Linked DNA regions of Homo sapiens: region 2 is linked to region 1. Evidence: chromatin loops called from intact Hi-C (ENCODE). Cell type or tissue: endothelial cell of umbilical vein. All regions are shown on one strand.

The links. A loop is a pair of places that touch in the nucleus more often than their neighbours do. Peaks named below come from ENCODE experiments on the same cell type or tissue, not always from the same donor. Only the 100,000 strongest peaks of a DNase experiment are listed, where the experiment ranks them.
Region 2: it touches region 1 in a loop (2.0-fold over the local background); 2 of 110 quality-filtered maps call a loop at or near these places.

What each region holds. Positions count from the first base shown.
Region 1 is chr10:22,813,156-22,821,155 of GRCh38, forward strand. No RefSeq gene overlaps it. Among named protein-coding and RNA genes, the nearest start is that of PIP4K2A, 100 kb to the left of the region's middle. In endothelial cell of umbilical vein, no CTCF peak of the experiment used is centred here; DNase peaks (open chromatin) are centred at 3,356 and 4,006; H3K27ac peaks cover 1,680 bases.
Region 2 is chr10:22,735,291-22,743,290 of GRCh38, forward strand. No RefSeq gene overlaps it. Among named protein-coding and RNA genes, the nearest start is that of PIP4K2A, 25 kb to the left of the region's middle. In endothelial cell of umbilical vein, no CTCF peak of the experiment used is centred here; a DNase peak (open chromatin) is centred at 3,461.

The DNA of each region.
Region 1 (8,000 bases):
TGAAGTCTTCACAGTACCTCGAACACATAAAGAGGGACACTCAGCCTAAGTGCCAGGGCCTGTCAGGGAAGGGTTGCTGGAGAAATAATACTTGAGGGATTATAAGAATTTGCCATCTGTAGGTAAGGGAAAGAAGAGGACATTCAAAGGAGAGAGAGGTGGGTTTTCTATGCATAGGGAAACACTTGAGAAAAAGAGCAGGGTGTAAAGTGTGCTGGGAGCTACGTGGAGCTCCGTAATGCTAGAGCTTAGGACAGTGTGGAGCAAGGTATGATGAAAGACATCCCCATGGGCAGGGTCCTGAAGAGATCTCCAGCCCATCCATAGTGAGCATGGACCATATCTTATGGTGAGCCACTGAAGGATTATAAGTAAGAGAATGATGTTGCCATTTTAACTCACTCTGGTGGAGAAGAGAACCTGATGAGAGGCAGGGAGATTGGCTGGAAAACAAACTCTTCACACTCAGTGAAAGGTAATAAGCTTGGATCAAAGTCAATGGTAGTAGAGAAGAGAAATGAACAGATTGGAGAAATATTTAGGTGGTAAAATCTGTGGTGGGTGAGGGAAAGTGAAATACCTAGGATTTCTCCCAGCTCCCTGGCTGGACTCCTTTGTGTAATTAACATGTAATGTGGGAGTGTGAGCAGGTATGGGTCAGGGATAGGAGAGCTGGGAATACAGGGAGATTTGTATCTCTTAAAAATAATAACTGCTGGCAGGGTGCAGTGGTTCATGCCTATAATCCCAGCACTTTGGGAGGCCGAGGCAGGAGGATCACTTGAGCCCAGGAGTTTGAGATCAGCCTAGGCAACATAGCAAGACCTTGTTTGTAAAAAAATAAAAATTAAAAAAATTTTTAAAAACCTTTTATTATTATAGAAGCAGTATGGGTAGATTGTAGAATGTAAGAAAATGCAGAGAAACCAAATATAAGATAATGAAGAGACCTGTGACCCATTGATTATAACTATTACATTCTTAGCGTTTATCCTTCCAAATCTCTTTTCCTAGGAGATCATACTGCATGTGTTGGCCTGTTAGTTACTTCTTTAAGTGAGCAGTCTCCAACTTTTCCTGTCCGTAAGTTTTCTTCTCACCTTTCTCCTAAAAAATTCCTTTATTCCTGCCTTGTCCAGGTAAGGTTCTAACCCAGGACCACGAAATGCCCCTGTTATATATCATAGACACTATTTCATACAGCAGAGTCTTTTTCTTCATGATATTGTCTTATTGAAGAGACAGTGTGTATCTGAGCATCTACCATGGCCAGATGAACTGCAGAATGTCTCACCTTCTTGGGTCTATTTGGAACTGCCTAGAGGAGGTGTCATTTAGTTTGTTCCTCTATCCTGGAGGAAGATTTTTCCATAGGCACTAGTGAAAAGCAAACAAGTAATAAGCATAGAAAATGACAAGTCTAAATGAAGTATGAAGACAGCAAATGCAATAAAATTTCAGAAAAAGGGAAATAATATTAGAGCAGGCCCTTAAGTAGCAGGATAGAATGTGGATCGTTAACCAGGTAGAGATCAATTCCAATGAGATAGAACAATGAATAAAGGCTCAGATAAAAGAGAATATAGAACTGTGATCTAATGACTCAGATTAATTCTTTTTATTCAGAGAATGCTGGTACTGCTTGCCAAAATTACTGAGTGATAGAAGTAGTTGCTATACTTGTGATTGCTGCTCTATGCAATGGAAAAATTATTGCAAAGAGCATTTTAAAAGGATATCTTGTTTTAGATTATACCACTGAAGAATACTGATTTTCCATCAATTTTACCATCTGAAAGAGTTAAAACAAATGAAATTTATTCAGAAGGTGAATTTGATACAGAAACATATTTCTATGTGTTAACCTTCTGATTGTATTTTATTTGGATCACTTAAAGATTTGCTCTGGCCTATAAGTTCAAGGAGGATATAAATCTTCAGGATATATTGCTTATGTGACCATGCTACTGAAAATTTTTTTTCTGATGAAACCAGAAAGCTTTGAATGAAAATTTTCAGTTAGAAGGTAATCTCACAGAATAAATGTAGACCCATGCTTCTGAAAATAAATGATATCAAATGTCTGCTCAAATTTACCTTAGTAATTGATGCATTCTTGTAAGATTTGATCATTTAAATAAGCAGACCTTTCCATCCTGTTAGTTTGGTAACCTAAGTTCCCACTATAATCTTAACAAGAGGATTTTTTAGATGCTGTCTTAGAATGTGGAGAGATTTGTGTGTTCCCTTGGTCTCCTTCCCAATTTAGTGAGGATCACTTACATTTCAAACCTTGACCTCATCTTTGCCTTTTCTCCCCCTCATTTTACAGAGCACACCAGTCCTAAAGTAAACCCACTGATTCATCTTAAATTTTTTTTAGTTATCATACTTTATTTTTAGTTCCTATAATGAACACTCATTTCCAGGTGCTCATCACATAGGCTATTGTATAGTAATAAATTGACTTCTTTTTTCTGGTTTATTTCATCTTTGCCTACATGCTTTACACCAGAAAAATTATTCTGAAATGCAAACATCTGCACACCACTGCCTACTTAAACAAAGACACAGGACATGACCTTCAAAGATTATAAAGCAGAATTCAAATTCTGTTATTCCTACAAAGAAACTTCTGATTCAGTTTGGCTTGTCTCCTTTTTGCCTTTTGAACATGCCCCCAAATTCACTCTCCAATCCTTTCCTCCTGCCATTTTCCTGCCTTGAATCCTCTTTCTACCTTTTTTTTCCTTTCTGAGATGGGGTCTCACTATGTTGCCCAGGCTGGTCTTGAACTCCTGGGCTCAAGTGATCTTCCCACCTTGGCCTCCCAAAGTGCTGAGATTACAGGTGTGAGCCACTGTGCCCATCCCTCTTCCCTCTCTTACTGTATCTAAGCTTGCTTGTATTTAAACCTTTATCTCATCTATGGAATTTTTCTTAATGATTTTATGGCAGAGTAATCTCCATCTTCTATGAAATTGCATAATTCAATATATGCATGTCACTCATTTTGATGTTTTATTACTCTTGGCCTTTTATTACTTATTTTCCTGTGTATGTCTTCATAATCACCTCCACTGAAAATTATTGGAAAAGATGTAACACACTTTTGTATTCTCTGTGGTGCCCCAGGGGTTGGGAAAATTAATCTAGGCATCTTCTGTCCCATAGCTCACCTCCTGAATCCCGTCACGTTGACCGTAGTGTGTCACTGTGATGGCCAGGCCATCCCCAACACTACACTCCTGGAGGAGAGTCATCAGTGTGGCCCACTGACCTATTTCCTCTTCTCTGTTGTGCACATAATAAGAGTGCATTTTACTGCCCATGCTGATGCCAGGCATGGCCACGTGATTTACTCTGGCCAGTGAAATGTGAACAGATGTATACACTTCTGGGAAAATGCTTTAAGGGCCAGTTCATTCATGAGTCATCACATCCTCTCTCCTTGTCTTTACAATCTTTTTTTTCTTTTTTTTTTTTTGAGATGGAGTCTTGCTCTGTCACCCAGGCTGGAGTGCAGTGGCACCACCTTGGCTCAATGTAACTTCCGCCTCCCGGGTTCAAGTGATTCTCCTCTCTCAGTCTCCTGAGTAGCTGGGATCACAGGCACATGCCACCACACCTGACTAATTTTTGTATTTTTAGAAGAGACGGGGTTTCACCACGTTGGCCAGGCTGGTCTCAAACTCCTGACCTCAGGTGATCCGCCCACCTCGGCCTCCCAAAGTGCTGGGATTACAGGCATGAGCCACCGTGCCTGGCTGTCTTTACGATCATAAAAGCACATGTTGAGATGGAGCCTCTGGCACCCTGGGACAGAGTGACTTTGTCAGCCACTGAGATTTTGGGGTTGTCACTGTAGCATAATGTTTCTCATGCTGACTGACACAAGAAAAAGCAATCTTGACTGGGGAAGGATGAGAACTTTGCTGGCTGTATTCCAACACTCCAGACCTGTGGCTTCTGTGTGACTCATACGTGGCTGCCATTTCCCCCTCTGTCATCATCCCAGGCTGCCATACAAAATACCATAGACTGGGTATTTCATAGGCAGAAATTTATTTTCTCACAGATCTGAAGGCTGGAAATCTGAGGTCAGGGTGCCAACATGGTCAGTTTCTGATCAGTGCTCTTTTCCTGGCTTGCAGATGGCTGCCTTCTTGCTGTGTCTTCACATGGAAGAGAGAGAGAGAAAGAGAAAAAGAAAATCTTCATTTTCTTTTTGCTTTTTTAAAGACATGGGTTCTCACTGTGTTGCCCAGGTTGGACTGAAACTCCTAGGCTCAAGTCATCCTCCTGCCTCAGCCTTCTGAGTAGCTGGGACTACAGGCATGTGCCACTATATCTGATTAGAATCTTTCTTTTCTTAAAAGGCCATGGTACTGTTGAGTTAAGGTTCCAAGCCCTATGAACTTAATTAACCTTAATTACTTCCTAGAGGTCCTATCTCCAGACACAGTCACACTGGGGGGGTAGGGAAACCTGCAAACTCATATCAAGGTGCTACATTCGCACTCAAATGCTTAATTTTTTTTTTTTTTTTGAAACGGAGTCTCGCTCTGTCACCACAGTGGAGTGCAATGGCGCGATCTTGGCTCACTGCAACCTTCGCCTCCCGGGTTCAAGCGATTCTTCTGCCTCAGCCTCCCGAGTAGCTGAGACTACAGGCGCACACCACCATGCCCAGCTAAGTTTTGTATTTTTAGTAGAGACAGGGTTTCATCAGGATGCCCAGGATGATCTCAAACTCTTGACCTCGTGATCCTCCCACCTCGGCCTCCCGAAGTGCTAGGATTACAGGTGTGAGCCACCACACCCAGCCTAATTTTTTTTTTTTTTTGAGACAGCCTCACTCTGTCACCCAGGCTGGCATGCAGTGGCATGAACACAGCTCATTGCAGCCTTGACCTCCTGGGCTCCAGCCTCAGTCCCCCAAGTAGCTGGGACCACAGGTGTGAGCCATCACACCCGACCAATTTTTTTTTTTTTTTTCATAGAGACAGGGTCTCACCATGTTGCCCAGGGTGTTCTCAAACTCCTGGCCTCAAGCGATCCTTCCACCTCAGCCTCCCAGAGAGCTGGGATCACAGATGTGAGCCACCACGCCTGGCCAAAATGCTTGATATTAATTAATGAAAGAGTTATATTAGTGGTTCTCAAAATATTTCAAGTGGTTTAGTTTCTAGAAGTCATGAGTCTTTTCATGGAATACCATGAAATATTGATTTAGTAAACATGTGGAAACTAAATATAATCTTTTGTGTTGAATAAAAAAATGATTTCTTGTAGACAAAAAGGCCTATGCACAATTTATAGCAAGAGTCAAAGTTTTAAGAAAAAAAAAATACCCGTGTGAAAACCAACAAAGAAGACACTATTATTAACCTAAATTTCTCTTTGAGTTGTGAAAAGGTCATCATTATACGATTTTTAAAGAGCAGGATATCTTAGTTCTATGCACAAATATCAATATTCTTTGAGAGGCTAGTTTGGGAATGACTTCCTTTTATCAGTGAAAAAAATATATTAAAAACTGCTGTAAAAAAAAAAAAAGAAAATCTTTACCCTATACTACTACAATGTGTTTACGTATGTTTAAAATTTTTCACAATAAAAAGTTTTAAAAATTAAAAAAAAAGTGCTGTACTCTTGCCTTTCTCATGATTCACATAGGAAGAGAAACTAAATCCTGAGTTTGTATACCACAAACGAGCTGAAAAAACATAGGTAACTGTGGGATTTATCTTGTAGCCTCAAACATTCCAAGCAATAGAGAATGTTAATTGGGGGATTTCACAAACAAACAAACAAACAAACAAATGAAAGGAAACACCTCCGTTAAATGATGCTCTTTAAAACTGACTAATAACTAATACTCATTTCAGATGAGGGCTCTGCTATAAAAAGGTCTATATCCCATGATGTATTTCTTGTACCAGTGCTATAGGTTAAAAACCTTTGGTTTTATGGGAATTCATTTCCTATTAAGTATTTCTTTTAAAACAAAATATGTGCTCTTGTTTAAAAGGGCCAATCGTTTTAGTTTTCCATCATCTGAGTTAAAATGTCTTGGGACTTTTTATCCCCCCAAAATATAAAATTTCCCAAGAAATTAAACTGAAGTTAAAAAAAAATACCCCAACAACCTTGCAGATCAGACATATGGAAAAATGTTAATATATCTTTTTAAAATTTACCAAGAAAAAATTGCTACCGGGATTTTTAAAATGTGACAAATAGATACTTCACTGCATAAATGACTACAATAACATCTATTTCTATCTTCAAAAAAAGTGATTTTTCTTCTATAAGAAGTCCACTTCCATTAGCAAAGTAAAATTCTTCTAACCTTAAACTTTGAAGTAGGCTAGTCTTAAATCTGATTAAAGGAAAAAAATTTGATATGTCATAGCTTTGTCTCCTTGTCTATTTTACATTACATTACATTAGGTATTACATTACATAAGTTACATTAATAATTTATTCATCTAGCAATGTAAGAGTATGTGTTCCAGGGAAATTTTCTAGATAGCTCAAACTTACCATTATGCATCCAGCTATATAAATCAAATCAAAACAAAACAAGAAGTTTTTAAAAATGAATATATCTTGAATGTAAAGGGGCATACAATTTAACCTTTCCTCAGTGTCTTAGGGTCCTCATTATGAATGTCAGGTAAGGTGAAATACTGAAATAAAATGATATCCCCAGAGACAAAGGAGGTGTGTACAACTATTGCATGACACGAAATGGCCCCAGACTATTCTGCCTTGACACCTGAGTTCTTCTGTTTTTTTCTCATAAGCTTCTACTTCTAAAGTTACCCCAACCTTTCCTTTGTCAAAGGGTTCCAGAGTTCATCTTTACCATGGCTTACTTCTGGGTTCTCGGTTGGGTTCTATGTCCTTCATGGTTCTATTTGTGATATACTAGGAAGGGGAGATGTTATGGTCCTTTCTCCTTCTCCGGATCTCTCCTGTTTGAAGAAATAAGTCAACCGATGCTTTATAGAAACAGGTATTTAAATAAACTCATTGATTTTTGAAGGAAGTGGGGAGATGGCAGGCAAATATATCTTGTAGAATCCACATTGTGTGGAACCTGCTGTTAGCATCTCAGCAAACTCAACAAGAACTGAGTCAGTGAACAGACCTTCAAATGTGGAACTACTCTGGAGACCTGAGACCCATCTATAACTGTCTTTCTCTCTCATCTGGTTCCAAATCCCTTCCCTAAGAATCTACTCAAAGTTAGATATTCAAGGCAGAGTAGTGACTTCATAAGCAGAGAGGTAGAGGCAGTACAAGGGAACGTCACTATCCTTTAAAAGACAACCGATCATCTCAAAGTCCTTGCTGGCAGGGGAGTTGCCACTGAGGAGGAGCAGTTGACCCAGAATTCTTCATCCTGAGTTTCTCTTCCCAGGCCCCCATGTGCTGATCTTGTGGAGACACGGTTCCTCTCTGACTCTGGCCCAAGCCTCGGTACAGCCTGGGGACTTGATATCCACAGCACAGTTGAGCCATTGCAGGGGCTTGCAAAAGATTTGATAATAGATGTGACACCTTTCTATCTACTTGTCTCACTTGACTTGGAGCTTCTCGAAGGCAGAGACTGGATGTATCTCAAGCACATAATGATCAATGGTCCTTCCTCATCAAATGTTTGTTAGGGACGCAAGCTGCAGTGGGTCCTTTTGGGAATTTCTTCTTTTTTGTTCAATTTAGCACTGAATACAGATATTGACACAAGGTGAGGCTACCTAGAATTACTGTTAATCTGATAAATTTAGCTTTAGTGCATCAATTTTGTTTTCGTTGTTTATTTTTTCTAGAGACAGGGTATTGCTCTATCACCCAGGCTGGAGTGCAGTGGCATGATCATAACTCACTGCAACCTCAGCCTCCTGGGCTCAAGAGATCCTCCCAGCTCAGCCTCTCAATGTGCTGGGATTACAAGAATGAACCATCGTGCCCTGACCAACATTGTTTTT
Region 2 (8,000 bases), 78 kb before region 1:
TGCCGTTATTAACTTAGCATTCTATTACTGTATTTATTTATATTTTTGAGTCAGAATCTCACTCTGTCACCCAGGGTGGAGTGCAGTAGCATAGTCATGGCTCATCACAGTCTCAGACTCTTGGGCTCAAGTGATACTCCTGCCTCAGCCTCGTAAGCAACTGGGACTACAAGCGCATGCCACCACTCCTGGCTAATTAAAAAAAGTGTTTTTGTACAGACAGAGTCTCATTGCTACCCAGGCTTGTCCCAAACTCCTGGCCTCAAGCCATCTTTCTGCCTTGGCTTCTGGAAGCGCTGGGATTACAGGTGTGAGCCACCTACCTGGCCAGTTCTAGACTAAACCATACCATATCACTTTCAGCAAATTGGCGCAGATTTAAAAAGTTTAACAATACAAACTGGTGGTCGTGATATAGGGAAATCAGAACCCTCAGCCACTGCTGGAGTATACATTGGTGATTACATTATAGGGTGATAACATTGGTGCCACTTCTTAGCACAGTTTGGCAATATCTAGCAAAGCTCAAGGTTTGTATTACCTATGACCTAGCAATTCCAGTTTTCTGGGAATGCTTTTACATCCATCCACAAAAGTGTATACAAAGGTGTACACTGCGGGCTTACATAATGGCAAAAAATTAGAAGCAACCTAAGCGGTCAGTAGTAGGAGACAGGACCACTGAATTCAATACTTCACAGCAGCTAAAATGAATGAACTTCATCATATGCTTTCAAGTGAATACAGCATGGCTATTTTATTTTGAATTTTAAAAATATTGCAGAAAGATATATATTTATGTAAATTTAAAATTTTATGTTGTAGGGGATCAGAACATGCCAGCTGAAAATATGCCATTGTGGCATAAGAATTATTTTGAGCCAAAGGTAGCTAAGAGGGCAGTAGACATAAGAAAATAAAGCTCTGTGCCCTCTCCTATCTGACTTAAAGCAGAACATAAATTCCCATTTGTTAAGGTGTCTCCCTCTCCCTTATCAGAAAGAGAACCACTCTTAATCCCCAGAAGTCTTAGTCACCAGAGATGACTCTAGACTCCAAGTATCAGCTCAGACAGGAATCTGTATGACAAACCTTATAAAACAATCCTCATCCTTCATTAATTTCCCCTATATACTTACCTTCTTGTAGTTTGCCACCCCTAAGAACCTAAACCCTTTTTCCTTTAGTCTTTTCACTTCTCTACAAATTTATTGTTTTTTGTTAAGATGCTCTATGTCAGTTTACTTTTCTGGGCCCCAGATGCCAAAACTAAGAGGGTAGAGAAAAAAGGTTTCTTTCCCCTCGTCCCCCGCACAATGTAAATCTTAAAAATGCACATAATAGGCCAAGCGTCATGGTTCACACCTGTAATCCCAATATTTGGGGAGGTCAAAGCATGAGGATCACACAAGGCCAGGAGTTCGAGATCAGCCTAGGCAACATAGTGAGACCCAGTCTCTACAAAAAATTTAAAAATTAGCCAGGCATGGTAGTGAGTGCCTCTAGTCCCTCGGGAGGGACTGAAGCAGGAGGATCCCTTGAGCCCAGGAGCTCAAGGCTGCAGTGAAGATGATATCACTGTACTCCAGCCTGGGTGACAGAGATCCTGTCTCCAAAAAAACAACAAAAAAATCAACCTACATATTAATTACAGAAACACATATATGTAAAAAAAGTATAAAAACAGGGTGGGAAATTTATCATTTTAATAAGAATAGTTGTGCCCTTTAGAGAGCGACAGGGGTAAATGTGATAATAAAGGTTGTTGTATCTGTAGCATTTTATTTTCTAAAAGCCAAAAGATCTAAATACATACGCAAAAAAAGTTAACCTTTAAAAAAATCTCAGTGGCAGGTATATGTTGAGATATGATTCTCTGTATTTTTTATGTTGGGAATAATACATAAAAATGAAGATAAATAAGAATACTTAATGCATTTTCCTATATGTTTGGCACAGATTTTCTTAAAACATAACTCTTCAATTAGGTTTATTAATTGTGTAACTGTAATCCTCTATATTTTTCACTTATTTTTAAATTTATTTACTTCCAAGTTGTTTTATCCTATGTCCTTTCATAGTAAAACAGTTTTTACTTAACATGTTTTGAAACTACATCATTAAGTGTATAAAGGTATATGACTTTTGTACCTTTCTGGTAAGATGTACGTTTTACCAGTATAAAATATCTTTATTTTTGAAATGTTTACCTTTTCGATTTATTTTCTGTTTTAATATTGCTTTTTGGGTAGCATGTTGTTGTCCCTTTATTTTCAAATTACCTGTATTTTTTTTTTGTAACTCTTGCAAACAGCAACACTGGATTTGTTTTATGTTTGCCATTCAAATGTACTTTAGTTGTATTCATTAGTTATATATTGCTGCATAAGAAATTGTTCCAAACCCCAGTGGCTTAAAACAGCTACCATATTATTGTGTAATATTTCAGTGAGTCAGCTCTTTGGGCTGGGCCCAGCTGGAGGTTTCTTCCACTGGTCTTGCTGGGACCACTCATTCAGCTGCAGTCACATGGGAGCTCGACTGGAACCTCACTCATGTGTCTGGCTGTTGGAGCTGACTCTTAGCTGGGCTTGTCTCTCCACATGGTCTCTCATCTTAAAGGAGGCTATCCTGGGCCTCTTCACCTACATAAATGCTCTAAGAGGGTGATAAGAATATCTGCAAAGTGGCCAGGTGTGGTGGCTCACAGCTGTAACCCCAGCACTTTGGGAGAGTGAGGCTGGTGCATCACTTGAGGTCAGGAGTTGGAGACCAGCCTGGCCAACATGGCAAAACCCCATCTCTACTAAAACTACAAAAATTAGCCAGGTGTGGTGGCACGCGCCTGTAATCCCAGCTACTCGGGAGGCTTAGGCTGGAATAGCTTGAACCCGGGAGGTGGAGGTTGCAGTGAGCCGAGATTGCACCACTGCACTCCAACCTGGGTGACAGAGTGAGACTCTGTCTCAAAAAAAAAAAAAAAAAAAAGACAATGTTGGTCAGGGAACGGTGGCTCATGCCTGTAATCCCAGCATTTTGTGAGGCTGAGGTGGGCGGGTCATTTTAGGTCAGGAATTTGAGACCAGCCTGGCCAACGTGGTGAAACTCTGTCTCTACTAAAAATAGGAAAATTAGCCAGGCATGGTGGTGGGCACCTGTAGTCCCAGCTACTCGGGAGGCTGAGGTAGGAGAATTGCTTGAACCTGGGAGGCGAAGGTTGCAGTGAGCCGAGATAGTGCCACTGCGCTCCAGCCTGGGTGACAGAGTGAAGCTCCATCTCAAATAAATAAATAAATAAACAAACAAATAAATAAATAAATAAAATAAAGACAGTGTTGCCCAGTGCTAAATAAAACAAGAGGACAAACAAGGAGCTTAGCTGTGAGGACTATTCCTAATGCAGTTCCCTATTAATCACCCTCATGGCTGACTCAGGACACGCAGGCATTTGCTCTTTGTTTTCATTTCCTCTGAGTTCCATGCACTTCTGGAATCACTCCCACGTAATACAATGTGACCTCTCACCCTAAATCTGACTCCTTATCCAGTGGCTACTATGTTGCACCTTTTTTGTTAATATAGTACCCTATGTGGAAAAAAAATTAATCCATCTTCAAAGTTTATATTCACCCAGTGCTGTTTGCCTACACTTTTACATTGCTATGTTGAATGTTTTAGGATTGCAAAGGTGGACAATTTTCTTCAACTCAGAGTGTGTAACATCATGAAACCTGCTTTCCCAGTTAAGTTAATGATTCTGCATAAATATTAGTTGATTGTTTAACTAAATTACAGAGATAGCCAGGAATTTCGCATTGTTACTTAACAGTTGTATGGCCCTCAGTGGTCAATAGAGGATGAGAGTTCAATATGCAAAAGCATTCAAAGTAGAATGTATGATTGCTACAGATAGATAACCTACAATTAAATTCTTGCTAGTTTACATTTTTCACTTTCTTGATAATGCTTATTTTGTTTAAAATAACTGAAAATCAGTAACATTTAGGTTTTCACATGTCTCTCAGAATCTCCAAGCTCCATAAAAAGATAAATGGAATATATAGATTCTAAAATACTCAAAATATCAGTAAGGATAAACCTCCATATTTCCGTTGTAATTTTAGAACAATGAAAACTAAAGTTTCGTCACTGTAGATGTAGTAACATCTTCCCTCAACTAAGGGAGCATTCTCTTTGACCCTTTCACAGTGCAACTGGCTATGGCCTAGATGATCTAGAATTTTTAGTTACGATAGCAATCAACATACAAAAATCCAAATCAGCTTTTAATAATCTGATAGAACCACAGGATTTCAGGTCATCTGGAACAGTTACAGAACAGTAATTAGAACATAGCTGGTACTTAAGATATTTAGAATGTTTTGCCCCCAATTTTTATTATATTAAAAATAAGACCCTTAGGCCGGGCACGGTGGCTCACTCCTGTAATCCCAGCACTTTGGGAGGCTGAGGTGGGTGGTTCACGAGGTCAGGAAATCGAGACCATCCTGGCTAACATGGTAAGACCCTGTCTCTACTAAAGATACAAAAAATTAGCTGGGCATGGTGGTGAGCCCCTGTAGTCCCAGCTACTCGGGAGGCTGAGGCAGGAGAATGGCATCAACCTGGGAGGCAGAGCTTGCAGTGAGCCAAGATCACGCCAATGCACTCCAGCCTGGGCAACAGAGTAAGACTCTGTCTCAAAAAACACACACACACACACACACACACAAAAAGAAAAAAAAATAACAAAACAAAATGACCCTTGAGAAAATTGTGGGACTTCACTATACTTCAATTTCATATCTTAGATAAGAAAGTTAATCTTTTTTTCCCATTTAGCCTCATTTATCAAACATTAATAATATATCTCTGAAGGGTTTTTTTCTGTTATCTCTCCCTGTATCAGTTAGCTTTTGCTGTGTAACAAACCACCGTACAACTTAGTGGCTTCAAAAAGCAGTCATTTCTTTTGCTCTTGAGTTATTCTGATCTTGGCTTGGCTCACTTACAGGTCTGTGGTCAACTTCCAGCTACAATGGGAGCTAGCTGGGGCTCAGCTGGGATAGCTCATGTTTCAGTTGGGACCACATCACCTAGTTTCTCATTTTCTGGTAGACTATGCCTGACATTTCCACATGGTGGTGGAAGAGTCCCCAGGAGCTGCAGGAGAGCAGGTTCTAACGTACAAGTGCCTTCCAAGTCTCTACTTGTGTCATGTTGGCTAATGTCCTATTGGCCAAAGCCAGTCATATGGTCAAGTTCAGATTAAGAGTGGAGAAGCAGACTCTACCTCCCAATGGGGGAAGCTGTGAAGTCACTTCACAAGGCTGTAGATGCAGGGAGGGGACACATTTGTTTCTATTTTTACAATCCATTCATGTCGTAAAAGACTAACATTTGCTGGGCGCAGTGGCTCACACCTGTAATTCCAGCACTTTGGGATGCTGAGGTGAGTGGATCACTTGAGGTCAGGAGTTCAAGACCAGCCTGACCAACATGGTGAAACCCCGTCTCTACCAAAAACACAAAAATTAGCTTGGAGTGGTGGTGGGCGCCTGTAATCCCAGCTACTCAGGAGGCTGAGGCAGGAGAATTGCTTGAACCCTGAAGGCAGAGGTCGCAGTGAGCCAAGATCATGCCACTGCACTCCAGCCTGGACGACAAAGCTAGACTACGTCTCAAAAAAAAAAAAAGACTAACATTACATTGATATGGAGTATTACCTGCCATAACCCCAAGCTCTCATTAACATTTTTGTTGCTAAATTATGTTATCAGAATCTCTGGTTGAATATAAATATTGAATTTCCTCCAAAGAGACTTTGTGAAATACAAATAGTATATAATCTTTTTCTGATGTGCTTCAGTAAAACAAATAAACAACTCAATCAGTATCTCAAAGTGACATACAAAGATTGTTAATATTACAAAAAGCTTTCTTTGTTTAGAAATTGATTCTTCTTAGGAATGGATTATCCTATTAGATTAAAATAACACTAAATTTAATAAATTTCATTTACATGTTACTGTAAATACACTCATGTATTTACTCGTAGGGGAGAGCATGAGGTTGTAGAGTTGGGGTCTTGTCTTAGTTTTGTCTCTAAACCTTTGTAATTTTAGGTAAATTATTTAATCTGCAGAAGGCTCATTTGTTCATCTGTGCATAGACGGTCTGGAGAAAAACATCTCTAAGTTTCATTCAGCAGTAAATTTACAGATTCTCTTTTAAGGAATACACCTATGGTAAAAAAAAAAAAGGGTATATATCAAAATAGAACTATCAAACCTTTAGCTAGAGTCTCAATTAATAAAAATTATAGAAAAAAATTACCTATATCTACCTGGTTATAGGCAGAAGTCAGACTAGTTCACTGCATTTCCTATTTTGTTACAGTTCATTTCTAATTAAAAATATAATAAAATGAAATGACGGATCTGAAATCCTTTTAATAAAATAGTTGTTTAAAAGACTAAGAAGAGAGAAACTGGCAAACAATTGTGCTCATGATTAGCTCAACATTAGAAAACTACAAAGGGGTCGGGTGCGGTGACTCATGCCTGTAATTCCAGCACTTTGGGAGGCTGAGGTTGGTGGATCATTTGAGGTCAGGAGGTTGAGACCAGCCTGACCAACATGGTGAAACCCCATCTCTACTAAAAATACAAAAAAATTAGCTAGGCATGGTGGCACACGCCTGTAATCTCAGCTACTTGGGAGGCTGAGGCTGGACAATCTCTTGAGCCCAGGAGGTGGAGGTTACAGTGAGCCGGGATTGTGCCACTGCACTCCAGCCTGGGCAACAGAGCAAGACTCCATCTCAAAACAAAACAAAACAAAACAAAACCAAAAAAAAAAAAAAAAACTACAGAGGAAGAGAAAGGCATCCTTAACATTTGGTACATAGAGTATTTTCTTGCTTAATTTTTCCTCCCTTTTGAATGCTTTTATGTATAATTCTCTGAAAGACAGAAGCCAGAGGTAATTCTAAACATGTTTTAGTTGATCAGCTCAATAATCAACATTTATTTAGCAAATGAATGAATTTGTTCCAGGTTTGGCAGCAACATTTTCAGTTGGTAATAGGGATCTTGCATGTCCCATTTGCTTAATTAGCTATTCTAGCCTTTAAAAAAATTGGGGTTAACGTTTCATTTTAGTTAAGTAGAATACGGGAATAAATTAGACTTAACCTATACTGGTATTCTTTACTGATATGAGTGGCAATAAAAATTACCAAAATAACCAATTCCACATATGCATAGAAATGAGAGGCCAAATAGCATTGTGGGAAGAGGACAAGAATCTGAATGGGGCTTAAAAATCATTCAAAGTAGAAATTCAAATACAAAATGGACACTGTGTCTGGATTTTTAGCCTTATAAATTGCCTTCCTGAAACTTATGCCATATTAACTTTAAGAATTTTAAGACATACACACATCATTACAAATAATCCTTTGAGGAAAAGTAATTCATAACACTCACAGCATATGTCATTTTGAATTGAGTGTTTCTTGTGTCTTATCTTTTGACCTGTTAGCTATGTTTGGTGTTGGGGGTTACTTCCTCCTTCTTGAAACTCTTCCCTCCTCTAATTCTAAGACTGGCTCTTTCTTACTTCTGCTTTCATTCCTCTGGGTAGTCCTCACTGCCCCTTGCCCTACTTGTTCCTCTTGCCTCTTAAATGTGATTCTCTTTCAGCTTCCATCTTTAGCCTTCTCTTCTTACTCTGCCCACTCTCATCTACTTCTATGGTTGAGATTGCTCTTAAGCATATACTCGGTGAACTCCCAACTCTACATGTTTCATAGGGTTTAGATCTGTGTCCCCACCCAAATCTCATGTTGAATTGTAATCCCTAATGTTGGAAGTAGGACCTGGTGAAAAGTGATTGGATCATGGGGTCAGAGTTCTCATGAATGGTTTGGCACTATCCCCCCTTGGTACTGTATAGTCAGTGAGTTCTCATGACATCTAGTTGTGTAGTGTGTAGCA